3 separate regions of the Mus musculus genome follow, and all the other regions are linked to region 2. A link is a loop called in an ENCODE intact Hi-C map of the cell type or tissue named here. Cell type or tissue: heart. All regions are shown on one strand.

What was found. Peaks named below come from ENCODE experiments on the same cell type or tissue, not always from the same donor. Only the 100,000 strongest peaks of a DNase experiment are listed, where the experiment ranks them.
Region 1: a loop joins it to region 2, with 5 times the contacts of the local background. A loop is called at or near these places in 2 of 42 quality-filtered maps.
Region 3: it touches region 2 in a loop (3.0-fold over the local background); 4 of 42 quality-filtered maps call a loop at or near these places.

The regions. Positions count from the first base shown.
Region 1 is chr16:86,451,785-86,459,784 of GRCm38, reverse strand. No RefSeq gene overlaps it. Among named protein-coding and RNA genes, the nearest start is that of Gm32357, 220 kb to the right of the region's middle. In heart, no CTCF peak of the experiment used is centred here; no DNase peak of the experiment used is centred here.
Region 2 is chr16:87,045,209-87,053,208 of GRCm38, reverse strand. Gm38477 (a long non-coding RNA gene) reads left to right here and starts at 3,926. Exons shown (of 5, transcript XR_876202.2): 1 at 3,926-4,157; 2 at 7,860-8,000. In heart, a CTCF peak has its summit at 3,551; no DNase peak of the experiment used is centred here.
Region 3 is chr16:86,879,175-86,887,174 of GRCm38, reverse strand. No RefSeq gene overlaps it. Among named protein-coding and RNA genes, the nearest start is that of Gm32624, 66 kb to the right of the region's middle. In heart, CTCF peaks have their summits at 4,460 (motif pointing right) and 5,393; a DNase peak (open chromatin) is centred at 3,144; H3K27ac peaks cover 378 bases.

The DNA of each region.
Region 1 (8,000 bases), 590 kb after region 2:
ACTATCCCTATGCCATCTTAATATTAACTGCCCCCAAACAAATAAACAAAAACAAATAAAATAAGCATGATTATATGATTATACTGAGCATAACTTAAAATTTTATGTAATAACTGTTTGCTTCCTATTGTTATAGTAAACACCATGACCAAAACAATTTTGAAAGGAAAAGATTCATTTGGCTTTCACACCCAGCTCACATTTGATCACTAAGGGAGGTCAAGCCTGAGATTCCACTAAGGCAGGTACCTCCAGGCAGGGTGTGTAACAGAGACCATGGAGGGACACAGCTTACTGACCTGCTCTTTGTGGCTCAGATTATTCTCTTTATGCAACTCAGAACCACTTGCCTGAGCTTGACACCACCCCCAATGATATGGATCATTTTTGTCAAGAAAATTCCTCATAGACAAGTCTACAGCCCAATCTTTTTTTTTCTCTTTTTTTTTATTAGGTATTTTCCTCGTTTACATTTCCAATGCTATCCCAGAAGTCCCCCACACCCTCCCCCCCCACTCCCCTACCCACCCACTCCCCCTTTTTGGCCCCGGCGTTCCCCTGTACTGGGGCATATAAAGTTTGCAAGTTCAAAGGGCCTTTTCAGTGATGGCCGACTAGGCCATCTTCTGCTACATATGCAGCTAGAGACAAGAGCTCCAGGGTACTGGTTAGTTCATATTGTTGTTCCACCTATAGGGTTGCAGTTCCCTTCAGCTCCTTGGGTGCTTTCTCTAGCTCCTCCATTGGGGGCCGTGTGACCCATCCAATAACTGACTGTGAGCATCCACTTCTGTGTTTGCTAGGCCCCGGCATAGTCTCACAAGAGACAGCTATATCTGGGTCCTTTCAGCAAAATCTTGCTAGTGTATGCAATGGTGTCAGCGTTTGGAAGCTGATTATGGGATGGATCCCTGCATATGCACAGCCCAATCTTAAAGAGGCATTTTCTTAACCAAGTCTCTCTTCCCAGATTACACTATGAGTGCCAAGTTGATAAGGATCTAAGCAGCACAGTGATATTCGTTTTGTCCATACTTTGCTTTTTGATGTTCACTAACTTATTAGTTATCAACATCAATAAAGTAACTTTATTAATTTATTTAATAAGGTTCATTGAGCACCTCATATTCTATGCATCGTTAAAGATCCTGAGATTTACGTTACAGATAACACAGGTAAAACTTTTTCTCTTGTGATGCATACATCTTTGCTAAAATATGTTATCTGAAGGGCAATCTGACCAAGATGAGAGATTATATAAATGCTAGCCTATACTACTACAGTACACTGCTGTAAGCTCTTTAAGAATAATTTGAACTTTACTTTTCTTGCAATGTAAATTCTTCATTAAATACTTAATACCAGTGTTCATGAGAATTTTTATTAATTATAGATGAGTATAGATAACATCCTATTTCCAATACAATATGTAAATAAACAAATAGAATACACAAAGGTTTTAGAATTTATTACATTTCTACCAAAACCGTTTATCATTCAAGAGATATTCTCACCATCTGACAAAGAATCTACAATTATTTGTTTAAAGAACAAAAGCCTTCATCTCAAATATCAGCTAATTAATAAACTACCTGCACATAATTGAATTAATGAAGATAATAGCCTATTCTGAAAAGCTTCATCAGTCATTTCTCTGTGAGCCACCACTTCTCTTTCTATTACAAGAGGAAACCTCCTAGGTCTTCTTTTATAAACATATTTTATAATTGCGCTACTGTCAATTACTGAGTTACTAAATGTACAGATAGTATTCATCCAAATTCAATAACTTTATTATTAGTTCAGTATGGTAGATCGATAGTGGTAGGATTTGATTAAATGTTTGATGCTTTCTTATATGTTTTCTGTCCATTTCTGCTCTGCCCCTGTATCCTAAATGAATAACATACATCAATATCCTATACCATTCCCTCTTTTTAAATTTGCTTCTCCCTGAGTTAGTAAAATTAGAAGCCTTCCTTTATACTTAAGCTAAAGACTGTTAATTTCGGTTAACACCAGTCTTTATACTTGCATTTAATATACCTTGGTATTAAGCAATAACAATATACTGTTATTAAGCAATAGCACATTATATCACATGTCATCTCTACAAAAAATGAAAAATTGATAAAATTCTAAAGAAAGGAAAAGGATTCTTCATTAACTTGACTACTCTACATTGTCCCAGCTCATCAAGAAAACTGGTCATTTCCTTTTCCATCACTTCAACCTGATCCTTCCTCATTTTCTCTTACTAAGTTGAAAATAACTGCTGTGGTCTGCTGTACACTGCCATGCATTGAATTTTTATTAACTATCAAAGACATAATCAAAGATGGCTAACAGATAATTCAAACTAAAGGGCCAAGAAAGGTTTTAGAAACAGAAGTTGCAGAAATATGGTGGAAAAACACAGTTGAACCCATTGACAAGATAAGCAGAAAGTGAAGTTGCTAAGGAATGACTAAACTGGAGGTCTGATGGGGGAGGGGTAACTCAGCATGTGCACAGCATGTTCTCAGGTTAGATTAGAGTAAGCAAGTAGCAGTATGTAATTGCCTGGCTTTGGAGAGTTGTTCCTAGACCTGTGAGTCAGGAAGGAGCATAGAGTGCTTCTTATGAAGGAGAAAAAAATCATCTAACGCATGCTCATTTACTCAAGTCATTTCTCCTTTCCCCGTATCCTCCCCTCTCTGCCGTGGGTTTCTTCCTCTGTCTGTCAAGAAGTTGCATGCCTCTCTGCACTGAAAACAGTAGTTGCATGAATGTATTTCCCTTCTCCTGCGAAGGCTATCTGGAATCAACTGGAAAGTGAATAGATTGAAAAATGTGTCATAGAACACGAATTCATTTCGCTGCACTGGAAATCTCACAGGAGAGTGCACATCAGTGCTGCAGTGGTGTGCAGTGCTGCAGTGGTGTGCAAGGGTATTGTGTTCCCTTTGTCACACCCTGGAAGGAAATGGGCAGTGCAAGCAGCTTTTGATGGCTAATAAATCATTAGTTGAGGGATGAATGGACACAGAATCCAGGCAGCAGTTTTTAAATGGTTCTTTTTTAGGAGCATACAGGGGACAGTTAAGAGTCTGTGACAAAATCTGTCTGGGAATCCTGAAATTCTGCAAGCTTCTGCTCTGACATAGTGAAATCTCACGAAAAAGAAGAATATAACTACTTTTACTCCTGATGGGTCTAATGTTCAAGCACATGGAGGGATACTAGGGCAAGGCATCTTCCAGCATGTATTCTTCCCCAGAGCTTGACTCAGTGATCATTATGTGATGATACTTTAGAAAGAGTGTCTAATGTCCTTCATGCCAAAACAAAAACAAAAAAAACAACCCCCCCAAAAAAAACAGTTTCTAAAAACACTCACCCTCCCTTGGTATTGCCTTCTTTTCATAATGACTTTTTATTTTTTCAGAGTATTTCCTATTATTTATTCACTTCTTTTGAAGTTATTTTGCTAAATACATTCTCCCTTCCCCTCTGACTTTGTTTTCCATCTATGGCATCACAGCACTAAAATACAAGAGTGGCCTCTCCTCAACCTGGTAGTCTTAAAACTGCTTCAAGATCAATAGATGCTGTTGAATGGTTCTTCCTTATGGATGTCACTGGGTTATTTCTTTATTTGCTCGCTCACTTTCTTCCTTCCTTTCTTCCTTCCTTCCTTCCTTCCTTCCTCCCTCCCTCTCTCTCTCTCCTTCCCTCCTTCCTTCCTTCCTTCCTTCCTTCCTTCCTTCCTTCCTTCCTTTCTCTCTTTCTGTCTTTCCTCTCTCCCTCCCTCCCTCCCTCCCTCCCTCCCTCCCTCCCCCTTTCTCTCTCTCTCTCTTTCTTTCTTTCTTTCTTTCTTTCTTTCTTTCTTTCTTTCTTTCTTTCTTTCTTTCTTTCTTTCTTTCTTTCTTCCTGCTCTACAATATGTCATGGGTTCATTCTTGATCTGTCAAAGCGTTGACTAGTCCTACACTCATCTCTTTGTCTAGTCTTATACTCATCCCAACAGGCACACACAGAGACATGCACTACATCTGTTTTCAAGAGTTTATGTATGCTCCTTGGCATTCGATCTCAAAGAATTCTGGATTTATGTTTCTAACAACCTATGTGATATTTCAGTAAAATTCTCTCTATTATCTTGAGTTTAATAAAATAAAATTAGACAACTTTTACTTTAGCTTCAAATAACTCTCCTTTACAGACTTAACCATTTCTGATGATTATCACCACTCTTATTTTCACATTTTGTTGACTTCTCTTCTACCAATTACATGCCTGTAGTCCATATTTTAAAGTTATGTCTTTTTGTAATGTGCCCGGGAAACACAGTTAAACATTGAGTCTCAAATTATAATTAATATGCTATTTGTGTTATTGTTATTTCATTGATATAACTAAATAATTCCTTACTACCTAAAATGAAGACAAGATGAGCTTTTTCTGAAATGCTTCTGTTCTCACATTTAACGTTCTCTCAATTTCAGGCCATGCTTACTGGGCATTTGGATTCACTTTAAGTATCCCAATATGTTCTTTCTTACACACATACTAAGCTTATCTTTAGAGAGAAAGCTAATAAGAAATATGCTGCAATTCCCTCTATGAGAAAGGTCACGATGAACACTTAGAGCCAGAAGGAAGCATGAAGCATCACAGGTAATTGATTTAATTTTAGCTGAATGAAACTATAAATAACTTTTGAATTTTGTTCTAATTTGGGAAAGGAAATGAGCTAGACTACAAAGATAAAGATGAATTCACGAAAATTCAGGAAATGACACAGAGCTAAGCTTCCATTCTTATTGTTGTTTGGAACAGTGTGTCCTTTCCTACTTGAGTCTGTATCATTTTCCAAGGAGTAAAAGGAATTGACAATGGAGCATAGTCTATATGAAGAATTTCATGAACATCTGTTCACTCTCGGTTCTAAATCAGGTTTTAAATGTGAGTTATTATTGTCAAATTATTCCATTACAATTAGAAGCACTATCTGCTCATTCTAGCTGTGCCAAGTACCTTTTGTGAGGTCTCACTTGCAGACTACTTTAAAAACTACGTACCCACCTGGAACTTGATTGCCTTGTGCTTAGAAAGTCCTTAGGGATGCATAGCTCTAATTACTTAGATTATTATTTATAATTAGCAAGGGTATGCATTCCTTTCTAATTATTTCTCTCAATAGAACAATTATGCTTTAAATGCAGATGCTTAACTTTTAATATTTATTATTGTAACTGTACAGCTGAAAATATTTCTATGAAATAACTTTACCATATGGAAGAATCTTTTCTGTATCACATTCTTTAATTCAACATGATCTAATTTTCAAGAATAACAATCTGGTCCTTAAAATAGCATGGTGCCAGAGAGACAATTTTGCAGGAATTAACTCAAAAAATAACCTCTGTGTCTTTTCTTCCTGGCCTTCCTTTTGAACCTTGTCCTGTCCTGAATTTTTCCTGTAGGAAATTATAAAAATAACTCTGATCCTAATGAGAACACAAGTATCCAGAGCAGTTTTCAGAAATTATCAGCCCCTGAGTCATACTTATGTGACAGAGCTCTATTGTGTGTGCCATCTCACATTCTGCAAGTGTTTGACCAGTTTCCAAGAAAGGCCAAATCAAAGGAAAATTTTAAACTGGAGGCAGCCTTTGCTTTCTTAAAGAAGATGGCATGGTAGCTGGTAGTATGTGCATCATATATTATACAGTTGCTTGTTAATAACTATAAATAATGCTAAACATTCACAATAATGAATTCAGAAAGGTGAGATTATGATAAAGTGTAGTCGTGAGACAGTTTCACACTGTAAAGCAAACAAGAGAAGTTAAGTTTTCTGTTGATTCCATGTTATATCTAAAGTCTTAAATGTATTTCCATTTAAAAGGAAATGAAAAACTCTTGAGAAGTATCTTTTATTATTATATTTTGCGTGTATGTTTTAGTAAATGTGATACGGAAATAAGTCCACAATGCAGAAAATAACAATTCTATTTTACATTTATGATGGAGAAATGAGGGAGAACTATAAAGTGTTTATAAGGACATAATCTATAACCATATAACTATAATTGTAGATTGGATTGGTAACACATGCTTTAATCTCAGCAGTTAGGAAGCAGATGGAAGAGAATGTGCAACTTCAAGGCCATCTCCATATAAGTAGCTCGTTCCAGGACAACCAGTGCTACAAAAAGACACTGTCTCAAAATAATTTAAAAGAGAAGAAGGAATAAAAAGAGAAAAAGAAAAGGAGAAAGGAACAGTAAAATATATGGAAAAGAAAGAAGCAAAGAAAAATAGAAAGAAACTTTATACAAGGACAATTGCTATAATAATAGTCTAGATTATTGGTGCAACTTCAAAATATATGAATTCCAAAATGGCAAAATCACTGCAATAGGGCTGGTTGTCATCTACCTTTGTAAAGTTACTTTAATGTGGGAATTTTAATGAGTGAATTTAAATAGTGCTTTGCTTTTTAATGTTTTTGTAAATTTTACTTATGTTTTGATATTTTTTTAAGATTGAGACATATTACTGTTTATTATGTGTCTGCCTCTCTGTGGGCACCTGCTCCTGAGTTCTTATACTCACAGAGGACAGATGGCCAGGTACTCCCTGGTGTTGAAGTTATAGCAGTTGTGAGCTGTCTGATGTGGGCACTGTAGTTGGAACTTATGTTTTCTCCAAAAGCAATAGCTGATGAGCCTTCTCTACATTTCTCTTATCCGTATTTCTTACCATGGACTGGCATTTATTGTAGAAATCAATTTTAACTATATACACAGATTTAGGATAAAGGATAAGGAAGGTATATTGCTTATTCATTTATACACAAAGTGTCAACATACTATCATCATGTCTGTCCTCAGTTCTACCTTGATAAACTCTTTAATGGATTTTGATGTTCAATATTCTTTTAAAGCAGTGCCTTGGAGCTCACCCCACTCTATATATGGTCTACTCTCTGAACTACTCTTTAACACCTATGTAAAATGTGACACTCGGTGCAGATTTCTATTTTTACCACTGATGTGCTGGCATGTAACTCATAGGATATTGTTGAGATTTAATCTGATGGCCAGGAAGTGGGAGTGGGTGGGTTGGTGAGCAGGGGGGGGGGGAGAGGGGAGAGGAGTTTTTCAGAGGGGAAACTAGGAAAGGGAATAATATTTGAAATGTAAATAAAGAAAATATCTAATAAAAAACAAAAACAAAAAAGGGATAATCAAGGAAATTGAGATCACTAATATTGGACTCTCGATAAAACAAAATAGGAGTTGTATAATCTGCTTGTTGACTTGGTTTGTCAAGGGACATGGGCTGATCATGCGTGTGATGATTGCACTTTTTATTACACTAGTGTGGGGCTGTTTTGCTTTACCCCTTGGTCTTGTTGAAGTTGAGTCCCCTTCACTTCTGTTGGCACATTATAGAAAAATTTTATATGTTTTTTTAGACCACAAACATAATAGTAGGTGAGTTTGCATTCCTTTCTTTGTGCTTTAATTCTGTAAATCTTGACCTCTGCTTCACAAAGAGGAATGGCTTCTATGTCATCTCTCTGTCTGGTTTTGCCTGCTTACCATGGTCTCATGTCCCATCTATGAATCCATTGCCATGTTCCCTGTCAAAGGTTGTTTCCTATTGTTTGTTTCCAAAAATATTTATTTGTGTTTAAGATGTAAAACTTGCATATGCAACAGTGTCTGGGATTGGTGGCTGATTATGGGATGGATCTCTGGGTTGGGTGTTCTCTGGATAGTCCATCCTTTCATCTTAGCTCCAAACTTTGTCTCAGTAACTCCTTCCATGGGTATTTTGTTCCCTACTCTAAAGAGGAATGAAGTATCCACCCATTGGTCTTCCCTCTTCTTGATTTTCTTGTGTCTTGAAAGTTGTATCTTGGGTGTTCTATGTTTCTGGGCTAATATCCACTTATCAGTGAGTGCATATCTAATGACTTCTTTTGTGATTGGGTTACCTCACTA
Region 2 (8,000 bases):
AGAAGAGAGTTTAGAAATAAGAGTTCAGAGTATGGGATCACACAAAGTGAGAATCTGCAGAATTCATTGCAAATTCATAGCAAATTCTCAGGGGAGAGAGAAAAAGGGAGAAAAAAGTAGTTATTGATTGTCAAAGTCGAGCTGCATTCCAATGAAGCCAGCATTTAGTAATTGAAAGTAAAGCTTACTTGTGATGCCTCTAATGTTTATGGCTGGGCTGGGTTCTTATTCAGGCTGTAATAATTGGTATTTGTTTGGTTTATTCCTATATGACTGCTGATGCTGTGTGAAGGTTAAACTTAGCACATCCAGAATGACCTCAACTGGGATGAGATGACAGTGATCTCTCACCCATTCAGACTGAGGGAGGAGAAAGTGAGGGAAGAGCAGAGAGAGGAAGAGAGGAGAGGAGGAAGAAAAGAGGGAGGAAACTAGGGAGAGAGGGGAAGAGAGAGATGCTAGATCAGGTAAGATCCATACACATTGACCAAATTTCAAGAGAAACAGAACAAAGCTTTTGATCAAAAAAAGCCAAGTATAAATAAATTGCTTTTTAATAGCCATGACATAATATCTTGTAAAGGAACTCAAGAGAAAGAGTGGATGTGGTTCACAGTTATAGTCTGTCGTGATGGGGAAAGCATGGATGGCGTTGAAAGAGGCGTTATAGCCGTGACAGCAGAAATGCAAGGCAGCTGGCTACGCTGCATTTTCAGTCATGAATCAGAGACGAATGCAGGTTCTCAGTGTGCTTTCTTCGTTTCTCCCTCCTTTTAATCAGTGCCATATGACAGGCTACGCTCGTGTCTTCCCAGCTCTGGATGAAGATCAACAGGTCTTCAAGGCTGCTGAAGGAGGGAGAATTGGTTTTCTCCAGGGATAAGTCCCCCGATACAGCGTCCAATACTGAGTGGTGAGCTCTACACACATGTAATAAAAGCAACACTAAACAGGCTCTGGATGGATCATAGGGCTCCCAATGGAGGAGCTAGAGAAAGTAGCCAAGGAGCTAAAGGGATCTGCAACCCTATAGGTGGAACAACATTATGAACTAACCAGTACCCCGGAGCTCTTGACTCTAGCTGCATATATATCAAAAGATGGCCTAATCGGCCATCACTGGAAAGAGAGGCCCATTGGACTTGCAAACTTTATATGCCCCAGTACAGGGGAACACCAGGGCCAAAAAGGGGGAGTGGGTGGGCAGGGGAGTGGGGGTGGGTGGATATGGGGGACTTTTGGTATAGCATTCGAAATGTAAATGAGCTAAATACCTAATAAAAATGGAAAAAAAAACAGGCTCTGGGTGCTGTATACAGATAATAATAATAACTGTGAAAGGGGAGGTGATGGATTCCAAAGGGAATGGTGGTAGTGGTGGTGGGTGGGGGTAATGGGAAGAGTGTGATGGGAGAAGGGGAAGCAGAAATGGTATAGATACAGTACCCATGTGTGAAGTTATAAACAAATAAGAATAAAAATGTTTCTGTGAAAGGTACGTTTTCCAAACACAGTAGGAAAATGTTGGAATTATTTTATACCTTTCAAATCTTAGCAGTGTCTAACTTAATGAAAAATAAGTTCTCTTGTCTATTTTTTGTGGATTTATTACAATATGTTGTTTGGTTCAAACATGAAAGGTAATTCTGGTTTTATGAAGTTGCTTAAATGGAAAAATGTGGAAATCATAGAGACATTCTGAAAAGGTCCTAGAGACTCCTAGGATCTTTGTTTGCAGAATAAATATTTAGTGAAAGAACTTAGAATGGAAAATATACTATATATTTATATCTATATATTTCCATCTCTATCTATCTATCTATATATTTCCATCTATCTATCTATCTATCTATCTATCTATCTATCTATCTATCTATCTATCTATCTATCTATCTATCTATGATTGAAATGGGCTAGTCACTGAATTTTTTTTTAAAAAAATTCCTTTACTTTATTAATTTGTTGTTGTACACAAAGCCACTAAGATTTTTTGGGTCAGTGTCCTGGATCACCTTGCCACCATGTCCAAAATGAAACAAATGACAGACTTCAGTGATGGGAAAAATTTCCAAAGGATCTGGTCAAATGTTTCAGCAGAATTTATAAATCCATATGCAGTGCCATTTACCTAGCTTTAGTCAAATGACATTTCCTCCACATTTAAAAACAAAAAACCAAAATCCCAAGACTTTTGTATACGTGGCTCTCCCTCAAAACTGGCTCTTACTCCCTGGTGACCTCAAAACTGGCTCTTACTCCCTGGTGACCTGGGCAAGAATTTCTCAGAAATCAGAAGCTGGGTGGGGAGTGGCACTTCCTAAGGCTTGGAATAGAAAAGAAGCCTTGACTTCTAACAGATTCATTTAAAAAGGAATGAATTGAAGTTGTTCTTGCCAAAAGGTGCACAAAGTTCATTAGAATTTCTTAATTAAGAAACACAAGTGGTGAAGGGGGTGAATGTTAGGCCTGGTTTTAAAGCTTTGAGTCACACACACGACTCTAGTGAGAATTTGAGATGCAGTAAAGCCCTCCCTGATGCTTACATGATGTAGAGGTAAGTGATTTTTAAAATGCCAGCATGTGATAATTTAATTATGAGTATATAGAATGTTTTTGAAAAGAAGAACGTTGACAAGGGAAGACAATCACACGGTGCCTTCTCCAAGTTCTGCTACCATTACCAACTGGTCTTTTTTTGCATTTATCTTTTAACATTGCTAATAAAAAGGCAGTTTACAAGAATTCACAATTTTTTTTAACTTGGATACATGCTATTTTTCATTGTAGTGAACTATAGAAACAGATTTTATTTTTAATTTAACAAAGATACAGTATCATTTTTGAGAAGGAGCTTATCCTGTGCATATAAACAATGACTTTAAAGATTGTTACAAGTGACTTGTATGGGACAAAGGGGAACAGATGTCCAGGATCCTTAGATCCTCCAAGGAAACTATGTCCCCATTTCCTTCCTACTCCCATTCTGAGGGATGTGAAGTGGTCTGTGCTGTTCCCCTGGGAGAATAATTCTGTCATTTCCATTAGGAAGATGATTTATTGAGGATACTTCCTTTATTTTCAGAATTGGATCCAAAAAAAAAAAAAAAAAAAAGAAAAAGCATGGCAACGTGATTGCGTGCTTCCTTTGCAAAACCCTTCTGTGTTAATGTAGCAATTTATCTTTAAACGGAGTCACAGACACTTCCCGATCCCTGCTGTAACCTTATCTGGTACCACACAGCAGTAACTACTGAGCACTGGTGGTCTGCCGGGGTTTGAGAAAGAGGCGCAGGGAATACAGCTCCCCAGTTTCTTAGTAGACATTATTTAGCCTGTAATAGATCCACCCTAGGGCCATCTCTGAGTAGCCGGATGCTGAGGTTTGATACTGCAGATCCAGTCTTTAAAAGTGAATTTGACTGCAGCTGGAAAATAATTTTTTTAAGAAGGCATATGGCAAAGCGTTTTGTTTCCACGTACCAGAAATTTTGCAAACCTCCTTTAGTCCTCATTGAACTTCAGGGAGCTTTTAACAGTTCAGTGTGTCTTTTAAACACCACGTGCCTGCATCCCGACAGGGGGCAGTTTCCTCAAACCTACAGCAGGCCATCGCACGGCCCTTTATTCAGAGGTTATTCACACCTTGTCCTTAAGAAAAGTAGATTTGTAGTCAGCATCCTGATTACGGAGCGGCTTGGGTTGTGCTAAAACATGGACACTTCCTTCAAAAAGCAAAAGTGTGGTGTTGGAGGAAGGAGCACCACTGAGCGGAAAGGGGTTCGGGTTCTGGTCTTGGACTCGTCCCAAAGCGGCCACGTGATGTTAAGCTACTACTAGCTCAGAGGTGAATTTCCAGTAAGGCATTATAGACAGCACGCTCTAAAGATTTTAGACATAGTAAACATTCCATAGACCGCCTCTGTTACCCGGATGAAAACGTTGTATGACAGATCCGAAGTTAAAGTAGCTATGGTTTGGTGTTGGCACACCATGAGGAGTTTAACTGATGCATGTACGCTGCAGGTTCTCACCACTCCATGAGAGATGGGATGAACACCGTTTCATTTTAGGAAATTTCAGCCACTGCATGGCCTTTAGCACTGAAAACGACTGAATTCTCAACCCACGTTGGCTTCTTTTCAGCTATCTGACTTCAAGTAAGTTACTTCAGTCCTCTGGTCCTCAATTTTCTCATTTGCGAAATTAAGAAGATCAACGTTTCCTCTAACGTGGACTCATGATTGAGTTTGGGGAAAGAGTAAAGTTAAAACAGCGGTCTGGGTTTGCCCTGCCTCCTCTCTGTCGCTTTCCACCGAATTAGTCACATGGATTGGTTGAGGACCTCCAATCTGGCAAAGTGTTGTCTGTGGTAGGGAACTGTAGTACAGTTAGTGCCCGGTCAGCCTGTCACTGACCAGTAGGAATAAATATCAGCTGTACCCACGCCAGATTCTGGAGGGGTATAGAGAGTTTGGGCATCAAGTCTGTGGGTGTTCATTTGTAGATTCAGAACTATGGCAATGTTTTCATAATGACTTGGCTCTAGGTACCTGTATAAGCTCATTACTGAGCCTTCTCAAGTGGTCTCTCAAAGTACCATAGGGAAATAATAGCTGGGACAATCCTTGGAACATTATCGCGTCTGGTTCATAGAGTTTTGGAGGATCAAGTCCAGTGTGTTGTGCATGTTAGGCAAGCAGCACTCTACCAATTAGTCCGCACCCTACATCAAGAAATGCTGGCTGGCTTGCTTGCCTCCTTTCTTTCTTTCTTTCTTTCTTTCTTTCTTTCTTTCTTTCTTTCTTTCTTTCTTTCTTTCTTTCTTTCTTTCTTTCTTTCTTTCTTTCTCTCTCTCTCTCTCTCTCTCTCTCTCTCTCTTTCTTTCTTCTCTCTCTCTCTCTCTCTCTCTTTCTTTCTCTCTCTCCCTAATGCTGCCCTCCTCCTAGTCCTCCCCTCACAGAGTCCTTCCCCCACACTGCCTTTGCCTCTGAGAGGGTGCAGCCCTTCTGGGTATCACCCTACTGGTGCATCAAGCCTCTGCAACAGTAGGTTCATCCTTTCCCACTGAGGCAGGACAAGGAACCCTCTGTTACATATGTACTTGGGGCCCCAGTCCAGCCTGTGAATGCTCTTTGATTGGTGGCTCAGTCTCTGAGAGCCCCCAGGGCTCAGGTTAGTTGACACTGTTGTCTTCCTGTGGGGTTTTCATTCCTTTCAGGGCCTACAACCCTTCCCCCAGCTCATCCCAACTCTTCCATAAGGGCCCAGGACCTATATTCAATGTTTGGCTGTACGTCTCTGCATCTGTTTCAGTAAGCTGCTGGGTAAAGCCTCTCAGAGTATAGCCATGCTAGGCTCCTGTCTGTAAGTATAATAGAGTATCATTAATAGTGTCGTGGATTGGTGCTTGCTGCTCAAGGGATGGGCAGAAGTGACTTTCAAAAAATGAAGGAAAGAAACAGGAAGTAAAAGAAGGAGGAGGAGGAGAAGAAGAGAAGAAGGAGAAGGAGGAGGAAGAGAAGGAAGAAGAAGAAGAAGAAGAAGAAGAAGAAGAAGAAGAAGAAGAAGAAGAAGAAGAAGAAGAAGAAGAAGAAGAAGAAGAAGAAGAAGGGGCTTTCCTTCCATCCCTTCTTTTCTTCCTCTATTCCTTCTTTTCTTCAGACAGTCCTCAATAAGTGATGCTTAAAACATAGCTTCTTCAACATATCTTGGGAAGGGGATTTTATTATGGAACATACAGTAAAGCAAAATACATCTTGAAAAATATTGAGCTGCATGGTCTGAAGTTCTCACCAACTCTAAAATTCTAGAAGTAGTTAAATACTCTCAATTTTCTTGTTTGCAATATTTTCCAACTTCGTTCTAGTAAAAATCAGACTCACTGGTTTCTTTCAAGTGTCAAAACTTGGAAATTGTCATTAAAGGTTTCATTTTAAAGTAAAGGATATTAAATTGACAATGAATTTAAAAAGAAACCATAATTCAATGTGTTTTGTAGGAGTTCAAAGATTCTTTTAAATAATATGTGTATAACTTTATTTTTATTGTGTTCTGGTTGGGTTCAAGCATTTTTCCTTCTTCTTCTCTTTAAAGCAACAAGGAAAAGAGACAAAGTTGAAGCTCTCCAATTTCATCTGGACTCTGTAAAGTCGAAATATTTTTTTTCTGATTTGAATAAGATACAAATAACTGTTATTATCTTATAAGTTCAAATTTTGAGTCTGAACTTCCTGTTTATTTTATGGTTTCCAGTCCATTGGGTATGTTTGATTTCTTTCTACTTGCTTGCTTTCTGTTGAAATGATTTATAGCCCCGACAATTATATTAGTGGAAAAACATGGAAAAGTGGAGAAATGAAAACTGCTATTTTTATAATAGGATGGGTTTTTTTTTAATACTTTAAAAAACTTCAGATTTCATGATTTTCCATTTCTGGTGAGATGCTTGAACCACGATGGGTCTCAGCTTTGCAGGCAAGCCTCAACTTCATTGCCATATTTACTTAAAAATTGCCTTTCAAATATTTAAAATTAAATGCCAGTTTAAGAAATGCCTGGGCCAAGAAGTGGGAGTTGGTGGGTAGGGGAGTGGGGGCGGTATGGGGGACTTTTGGGATAGCATTGGAAATGTAAATGAAGAAAATACCTAATTAAAATAAAAAAATTAAAAAAAGAAATTATACCTAAAATTAATTGTGTGTGTGTGTGTATGTGTGCATGTGCATGTGCGTGTGTGCTCGCTAGTATGTGTGTGTGTATGTGTGTGTCTCTGTGTGTGTGACAGAAATAACATTTGTAGGCCAGAGAGGTGACTTAGTGGGTGAAATTGCCCATTGCTAAGACCAATTAACCTGAGTTCCATCCCAGGGACCCACGTGGTAGAAGAAGAGAACTGGTTCTCACAAGTTGTCCTCTGATCCCACATGACATAGACCTGCCTGCACATATACACATACCATATTGAATGAATAGTCAAAATTATTAAAAATTAACAAAGGAGATATCACTTGTACCAGACTCAAATGTATTAGTCATGTTAGTGGATTTTTAGAGTGAATGTTTACTTTATGGTAGAAATTTCTTGATCATAATGTTTTCATGTTGATTGGATGAAACTTAAATATGAGGGAGGAAGTTTGGTGGTGATGGTGGTGTGTGTATGTCTGTATGTATGTATGTATGTATGTATGTGTGTGTGTATGTGTGTGTATGTTGGTATGTGAAGTCAACAAGATTGGAAATTGGTTCTCTCTACTGCAATGTGTCAGCCTTGGTTATATGCACCTTTGGGTCTACCTTCTAGTGAGAACACACAACAAGGTTATTGCATATAATTATGTCCCTTTGATTTACTGTAGGCCATGGTTTGGATTGGATAGCAAAGGGTTTGATTTAACGTCAGGTCTCCTAAGGACAGGCTAGATGGTGCCAAAACTCTTAGAAGAACATTTTTGTAATCTTAGCACCATGTTCACAGCACACCCAGAGTGTTTCCTGAAAAGCAAATTTCTGAATGTCAGGGAAATTATCTGGGCAATTCACAGGGAGCAAACTAAAACAATTGTTGAGAGCAGTCGGGGAGTGAAGCAAAAGGCATTGTGGTGGGGGTCAACTAGACTTTACAGAGTCTACTTACATAAGTGCTTCACAGTTCTTCATGACTGCAATAAGTTACCTTGATAATCATTTTTATTTGTGTAAGTTTACAGACTCAGAGCTAAATATGAAGACCCTAGCATCATAGATCCTGTGAATTTGGTTAAACACAAATCACATGACATGTTTCTTTATTGTGTGCAGGATTTCTTTTGTGTAGGCATGGTGCTGATCCTCTGTGTCTTTCGTACCTCTTCCTGCAGCATGGCTGTTCACTCGGATGGATTAATTTGCCATGCTCACTGCTGTTTCGTCTGCTTTGTTACTTTCTCCCTGAAGCAGAGGCGATGAAAGGTTCAGATTGTTGCCCTTGTGAGAAGAACTCATAGTGCTGTGAAAACGGA
Region 3 (8,000 bases), 170 kb after region 2:
TCAGATTGTTTCGATTTCTTTTCACTGATTCCTTACTTTAAGTCAGTTTACCATAATGTTTTCATATATTCCACGTAGATAGGAACTCAATCATTTAGTTCAATGGCATTAAATAGTACAGCTTATTTGAGACTGGCCAGTAACTGTGACGAAAATGCATGGTTGGTAGTAAAACCAGCCATCAGGATGTGGAGGACCACAGTGGAAGTGTCATTTCAATCCTCTTACTGGGATTATTCATAGGGATGGACCTTCCTCTAAATTTTAGAAAAAAATAGTAATTGTTATCATCAAGGTAATTCCTGAACAAAAACACCTTAGGTAAGACTCATTAATATTTCTCAGTTTTTCATTTTTAAAATAATTGCTGTTCATAGTTTAAAATAAGAGTCTTTGAATCTCAGTCAATTTTAATCAAATGGGTTTTGAACTTAAATTTTTATTATGTGCTTTTAAAATTTCAAGCTTGGAATGGAGTAAGTATTCACAGACATTTGCAGAGTACATAATTGAAAAAATTTAAAAAGGAAAAGCTGAAGAACAAACCCGCAAGCAATTATTGGCTAATTATGGTGGTAACTGGCCAGGGAGTGAATGCGCCTTAAAAACAGTTTGTCTCATTGTGTGGAATTAATTGTAAACAATTTCTAACCAAACACTGATGTTTGACTAAGGGTTAAAGGGCTAATCAGAACCAAAGTGAGGGCATGAGTAACATCCCATGCCCTCTGACTTATGGGGCTTTTTGTTGATGGGAAGAACTCTGGTTGCTTTATCCTGTGATAGACCTCTTTAAAAAGATGTTCGACACCTCAGGGCCCCATCTGAAAGTCTTTCAGGTCTTTCTCCCCCCCCCCCCCCATGTTGGCTTGTGTTTCATGTATTGTGTTCGACATGATTTCTGCTCTCTTCCTAGATGGATCTCTTATGATGTAGTAGATGGCTACGCTGTCTCAGATCTCTCTCACTGGGGCCATCAATTTGAAGCCATATGGCAGAGTCTGCTTTCTGTTAGACCTCTTCTTGGTCATTTTATATTCCAGCTTTTAATGAGCAAAATCCAAGATTCTGCTCAGCAGTGAACCTCACTACATTCCTGTGGATACAACCCAACAAAACCTTATTTATTGTTGTTGCTTTTTAAGCGATATTGCACGACTATGGCTCAATCTAGGTTCATAATCAAATAGGAATTGAAACCTCAGACCTCAAATAAAATAAAAAAAAAAATTATTTCCCAAGAAAGCTAGGTAAAGCTAGTGTCTTAGGCAATTCCAAGCTACTGTGATTGTTAACACTTCTTATTTACATGTAATGATAAGAATCTCTCTAAAATGAATTTTTTTAAACATGCGGTGTTAAGAATCTCACTAAAGGGAAAGAAATCTGGGACATTTTTTCCTGTATTTTAATCACTTTCTTAGACAGTTGAAATTTGTATAAAACATACTTTTCCTAGTTATTTACCATGAGACACAGGTGGTTGATAGTTGACAGTGGTCACTGTAAATTAAGTTCCTTTAAGTAAAGGAATAGTAAAAAAGTTAATAGAAAGGATCTCACTAAAATATTCTAAACATTAGAAGACTTTAGAGGAATAGGATATAAGAGACACTTGAATTTATTTTTTGTTATTTCTCTTATTATTTAAGATTACAATTATACCATTTGCCTATCCCTTTAATCTCTTTGAACCTTCTTATACCTTACTTGTTTTCAAATTTACAGCCTCTTTCTCATTAATTATACCCGTGAACAGCCTGTTCAATCTGTATAATGTTACTTGCATGTCCGTTTTCAGGGCTGACAACGTGGTACTGAATAACCAGTTGGTGTGCTCTTGCCTGGGGAAGAATGTTTCTTCCAATTCTTAGCATCTCTTAGCTTCCTATAGTTTTTGTGTAGGGTTGAGGCCTCCTGCCCAACCCTTTCTCTCCAATGCTGTGTATATTAGCATCTTTATTGTTGTTCTCACTGAAAACACACAAATAACATTTTGGTAAATTTGAAATAATACATCTGGGTACAGTTTAGAATAAATTTGTAATCTTTTTGAAAGTTTGATTTCTGATTTTAGATCATTTTTCCCCCTACATTCCAAATGTCTGTCTAGTAGGACGAACATCAACAATTCAAAGTATCCCTTCAAACTCCTCATTTTGAATACTGCAGGCAGGCTGACGTTACCAAGAAGAGACTTAACTCACAGTGCTCGACGTGCCAACACACACGTCTAATGTAAGCTGGGCATTGGTAGAGGAATTTATGGGTTTGCATCAGGAGTGTGCTCAACAGTAGAAGCCATATTTGAAACCAGGCAAAAGACTCAAGGGTCTAGTGAATGCATTCAAATCAACCCAATCTGCCAGGAGCCATCCTCATTTTTTGAGTGTGATGACCTTGGTGACCCTTGAGCCTCCCTCTTAATCTCATTGCGTGTTTCAGCAGTACACTGTGGTCTAACTTTCCACAAAACAGTCCTGTTAACAAATTCAATTTTATCCAAGGTTAACAACCATGGCAAGCCATGATAACATATAATATGCATAATGGATAGGAAAATACCCAGATGCTGCTGGTCATTTTCAGCAGTCAGAATTAGCCTCAGGAGTACTATTTTATAACCACTACAGTTTCCACTGGTATGGATTTCAAAATCGTTTTCTATTTTATATATTTACATTTTCATTACCATAATTCTATTATGGTATTTGTAGATAAGAAAGTATTTTTATATGAGAAATTTTGTGTTTAAAATTTCTAAAGGGATATCTAACATTTCTAAATTCTCTTCTCAAAGGTTATGAAGCAATGCAGTTAATTTCGCTGTCAATAATATAAAGCAAGACTGCGTTTATAAAGCTTTAAAAGTCATGGGATTCACTGTCATCTTCTGAGCACTGAGGGAAATTTACCGATTTCTCAGAGAAGGGTGGACTTGGCTGGGTAATGTGCTGGCAATGTCCACAAGAAAAACTCTGTATGCTTTAGTCTGTTATTGTGATTTCTAAGCAAATCTGGTGTTGCCGCTGGTGGTGCTTTGTTTTCATTGGTCAAGAACCATGAAGTGGAAGGAAGTATGGCTTTCCAAAGTTATATCAGTTCCTACAGCTCTTCCTCTCAGACGGGAATATCAGATGGGCAAGACTAGAACAATGCAGCCTAACGTCCATGCCAGCTCTGCCTGTTAGCCTCCTCTCTGGCAAGGACTTGCACAGGTACAGGGGTCCTGACGTCAGACATGTTTGCTAAGGGAAGGATCGATGGGTCACAGTCAGCCTGGAAACCCGTGCATGTTATTTTAGCTGAGGCTCCCATTAGCAGTTCATCTTTGTATAGATGTGCTGGCAAAGCCTGTCTTATAGGAGGCTGACTATAGGATCAAAGTCTAAAAACAAGAGTAGATTGATTTCAGATAAAAGAAATGATGATAACAGAGACCCAATTCTCCATCTGCAGATGATCAGCTTGCAGCCAGGCAGAAGCATCCATCAGTGGGCGGTGCCTGGCCTGAAAACCAGCCTATCACTGCCTATGATTTCAAATGCAAAGCCAAGACCAGTTCTCAGCCAAAAGATTACTTCAGATTCCTTCAGTCACAGAAGTTACGGGATGACTGGACATACTCCCATAATACCTGGTGTTGCTTCTATAGCTGAGATAATTTTGTAGATTCAGTTCTGGGTGATGAAGTAGTGTGATACTTGGTCTCTCCACTGAGATTCAGGACACATTTATTTCTCCAGAGTGAGGAATTCTCTTTGATGTACTTGGCGTTTTGAGGATGCTGAAAGTTCATGCTGGGTTGGCAGATTAGCACTGGGTCACTCCTGTGCTCTTTCTAATATTCATGATTGTTCTTACATTGCGTAGATTTTGAGAATAGCTAAGTACTAAGGTCATCTTTTGGATATTTATGTACAATAGTGAAATCCTCTCAGCAACTTGGCCTGATATTTAACAGTCATAATGCTGAGAATTCTTTTGATGTAATGTAATGAATTAAAGGATTTTGAAAGTGTTGATGGCTTTAAGATTTTTTTTCTAAATTCAAGCACCCCAAGTTTTGAAGCATTGACTGACTATATTGGATTAATACACTAAGACTTAGAGAAAAATGTTATGGCTCTAACATTTGAAAATTCCATGTAGTTTCTAGTGATAAAGTGTTATTCTCTTGCCTTCATCTGTTGCTTTCTCTGACTTCCAATTTTTGCTCGAAACTTTAAAAGTATCATCTCAGAGTAAAAGTCCGAGGGGAGCAGGTTAAGTCATGCACACCCTGGCAGCTTCAAGAATGTCATGCGTTCTGGGTTTAACAGCTGCTTCGTGAGACCCACAGCCTAAAGTTCTCCCTCCTACATTCTACTGCAAAAGCCTGAAGGCTAGTTTCAGAACATTTCTGAATTCCTCACTCCAACTAGCATGCTACAGAAACTGAGGGACTCTTTTCGGACACAAGATGGCAGTAGCACACCGTTCACATTGATCATTTCCTCAGAGGGATTGTAGTCACACAAATCAGTTATTTTGTGGTAAGTTAAAAGTCCCCCTGAAAGAGGAGGGAAAAGGCCCTTTAAGATTATGACTAGTACCGTAACCACCTTTTCCCTACAACCCCAACTGTCATATCTATACATTTCTGATGTAGTCCTTCAATGACTTTCAAGAACAGAATGAAATACAAAAAGTTCAGGAGTCTCCGTATCAAGGAAAGAAATGCCTAAGAAAGCAAGGTCAACCATTATGAAGATGCCCTGCATCAATAGCCTTGAGACTACATACTGTGTTCTCACAATAAAGTAGGTTTGAGAGGCTATTTATTGATGTTCAACTTGATTTACAACAATCCTTTGTTATCATTGGGTTTTTGTATTATTTTCTTTTCTTTTATGGAATTTTGGAGTTTTGCTTTTTCTAGTTTTCTGAGTTCAAAACACACCACACCACACACACACACACACACACACACACACACACACACACAAGTTGTTCACCACTTACACAAAAGAAGTATTTAAAATATAAGCTTGTTTTTCTTTGTTTATATTTCATTAAAAAAGTATACAATATGTATACTTTCATGTATCAATTAGTCATTCAGTTAAGAATATGTAAGAAAACATTTTTTTTTTTACAGAATCACATATGGTTTCAATTAAAGTTTTGTTATTTGTCTTTCAAAATCTTAGTAAAAATAATGAGAATTGAATCCGTACTCTGGCATAAGAATATATTGAGTTACAAATATCTGTGATAGGTTCATGAAAACTTGGAAACAATAATACAGGCAGAGGAGTCCAGGATGATTCTAGAATTCTGATTCAGAATTAAGACTTCCCTGTTGGCAGAAAATTTCCCGTGGTTTCCCAGAAGCACAAAACTGCCTTGACAGTACGGAACGCAAGGTGGCAGAATGACTTTTCAAAACCTTTTAACTCAGGGTGCTCAAAATTTAGAAAAGTTACTAAAAAGTAGCTAGCATGTACTAATAAGAATTGGGGAAATCCTACATGTTCTCTAAATTTTACGACAATTTCAAGTGTTAGGAAGCAAAGAATGCATATTAAGAAAACCCTACTATGCCAGTTTTTACCACAATTAAAAAATATAGAAGTTTTAGTGACTATTTTTATTGTTACTATATATTTTATAAATTACTAATCGTCTTTTAATGAACCTGTCTTGTGATTTAGCAGTGAATCTGCTTGTTAAGAAAAGTTTTGAAATTGCTTTAACATTTAAATTTCTAACAGACATCATTTGGAGCACTACTTCATTTGAGCTTTTATGTGAAGGCTAAACTATGTTAACATCAGCTTTCCTAAAATAAAATAAATATCTATAATAAAACATAGTACCTATGGCCAGGGGAAAATATCATTGTGAAGGCTGAATACTAACATTGACAGTATATAAAAATATGTAAGCTGAGGTCCGTTTTCATTATTTTTGTAAGCACGACACAAGAATGTTTACCTAAGTTTATCTGAAAGTGTTAGGGTAATAAAAGTTTTTATGAAGCCCTGCCACATATAAAATATTTACTTGTTTGAAATTGTAAAGCTTGTCAGAAAAGGTATCTAGAGACTAGTAAAACTTGGAAAAAAATAACTCGTGCTGTTGAATGGCTGTAAACAACTGTCATTCATCTTCCATTGTGAATACTTACAAAAAGACAAATATCCAGTAGCTGACCAAAAGACTTCGATACTATTAACATGACTACTGCATTTCTGACAAAGTATCTGACAAAATCTCCAGAGCCAGTCACAAGAAACCTCCTTTCAAGATATTTGTGGGATAGTCCAGGTGACTCCCAAAATAATGGAGGCAGTTGGTGTTGCCCTGGGATGCATCCCAGAGGTTGAAGTTACAGAAGGCAGCATCCCTAGGCTATGGGACCCAGATGCTTCTAACTGCATGTAACCTGATGTCCTTCTTCCTGTGGATGAGTTTCCTTAGCATAAGAAAGTCCTATGCAACTTACCAAGGGAGGGAAGGAATTAGTAGCCCTATCCAGCTCTGATACCTATGAACCATAAACTGAACCACCATGTCAAGCTATCCCTAAAGATACAGCATTGGCACGCATGTCTTGGTGGTAACCAACTTCTGTTAAGTTAGATTTAGAATATATAGTGCCTGGTACCGAAAATCTAGGGAACTATCCAGGTCATGGATCCTGGAAGAAAGCCTACTGCTACCATATTACTAGCCAGGTATAATTTCTAACTTTTTTTCTAAAGCCTATCCTTATGCCCACAAATATCTGTAGCTCTCATCCTCCCTGTGAGAGACAGTTCTGCAGTAGATGGAGACCATTATAGAAAGACACACCTAGTCATCATGCCATGACATCATGTCATCAACAGATCATTAGGAGACAAGTGCCAAACAGATACATTTACAATATCGCCCCTGAAGCCGAAGCACAGGGAACATCACAGAAGATGAGGGAGAAAAAATAGTAAGAGCGAGAGAACCCGGATGTCTGCTTCGCGATTATGACTCCTCCTTAGAATCCACAGAAAAGTTACACCCATGAGAACTCAACAATATAGCTGTTTAACAAAACTCAAACAAACAAAGTCCCAACAGACATGCTAATAAAGAAGTAGAAAAATCTCAGGATGTTCCACTCTTGCATGAACAACGACAGACAGCTTGTAAGTAAGAGAGTGAGAATTAGCCTCTCGCTGTGCTATAGGTTCTAACTGGTTATCCAAGACAATGAAGGCAGGCTGAAGTCACACACTCTGACAAACTCCATGGGTTGTTTAGGTCCGTGTATAAGTTAGGAATGGGAGGAATCAAAATGGAGGAAATCGTTTTAGTTATATCTTAATTAAGACTATTGAAATGAAAACAAACACAAACAAAACCCAAAAGGAGCACTCTTAAGTTCTTAATTCTAAAAGTACTGAGAGTTGATATCTTTGAGGTTAGCAAAGTCTACTGGAAGGACAAGAGGCCAGGGTCTTGGAATAAGATTCAATTTCAGTCACAGTAATCAACAGACATGTAGATATAGTTTATATAACTCCTGGGAACATTCAGCTCTTTAAGTCTCCCCCCGCCCCACCCCACAATATATGTTTTATTTCATTGCCTGTAATAGTAGCTTAAAGTTCCCTAAGTAGCTGTGTTCCTCTCCCAAAGTTACTGTCCATGGAGAGGTGATATTTTAGCTTGGTAAGATGATACTGTCTCCTGGGTTCCCAGTTGAGAGTTTCAGATGTTTCTGTAAGTTCTTACTGCGGTGAGATGAGGCTATCTGTTTACCAACCTTCATTCATAAATACCTTCAAGTCCTCATGGAAAGATCAATTTCATTTTAAGTTCTTAGATCTTTATACTTTTACAGAGATACTGGGCTTGTTAGAACATGTTAGTAACCAGATAAAGTAAAGTAAACATGAGATAGATTTAGCCTTTTTAATGCATAGTTTATATCGGTAAGGATATTCGGAGTATCAGAAACATAGAATTAAATAGTT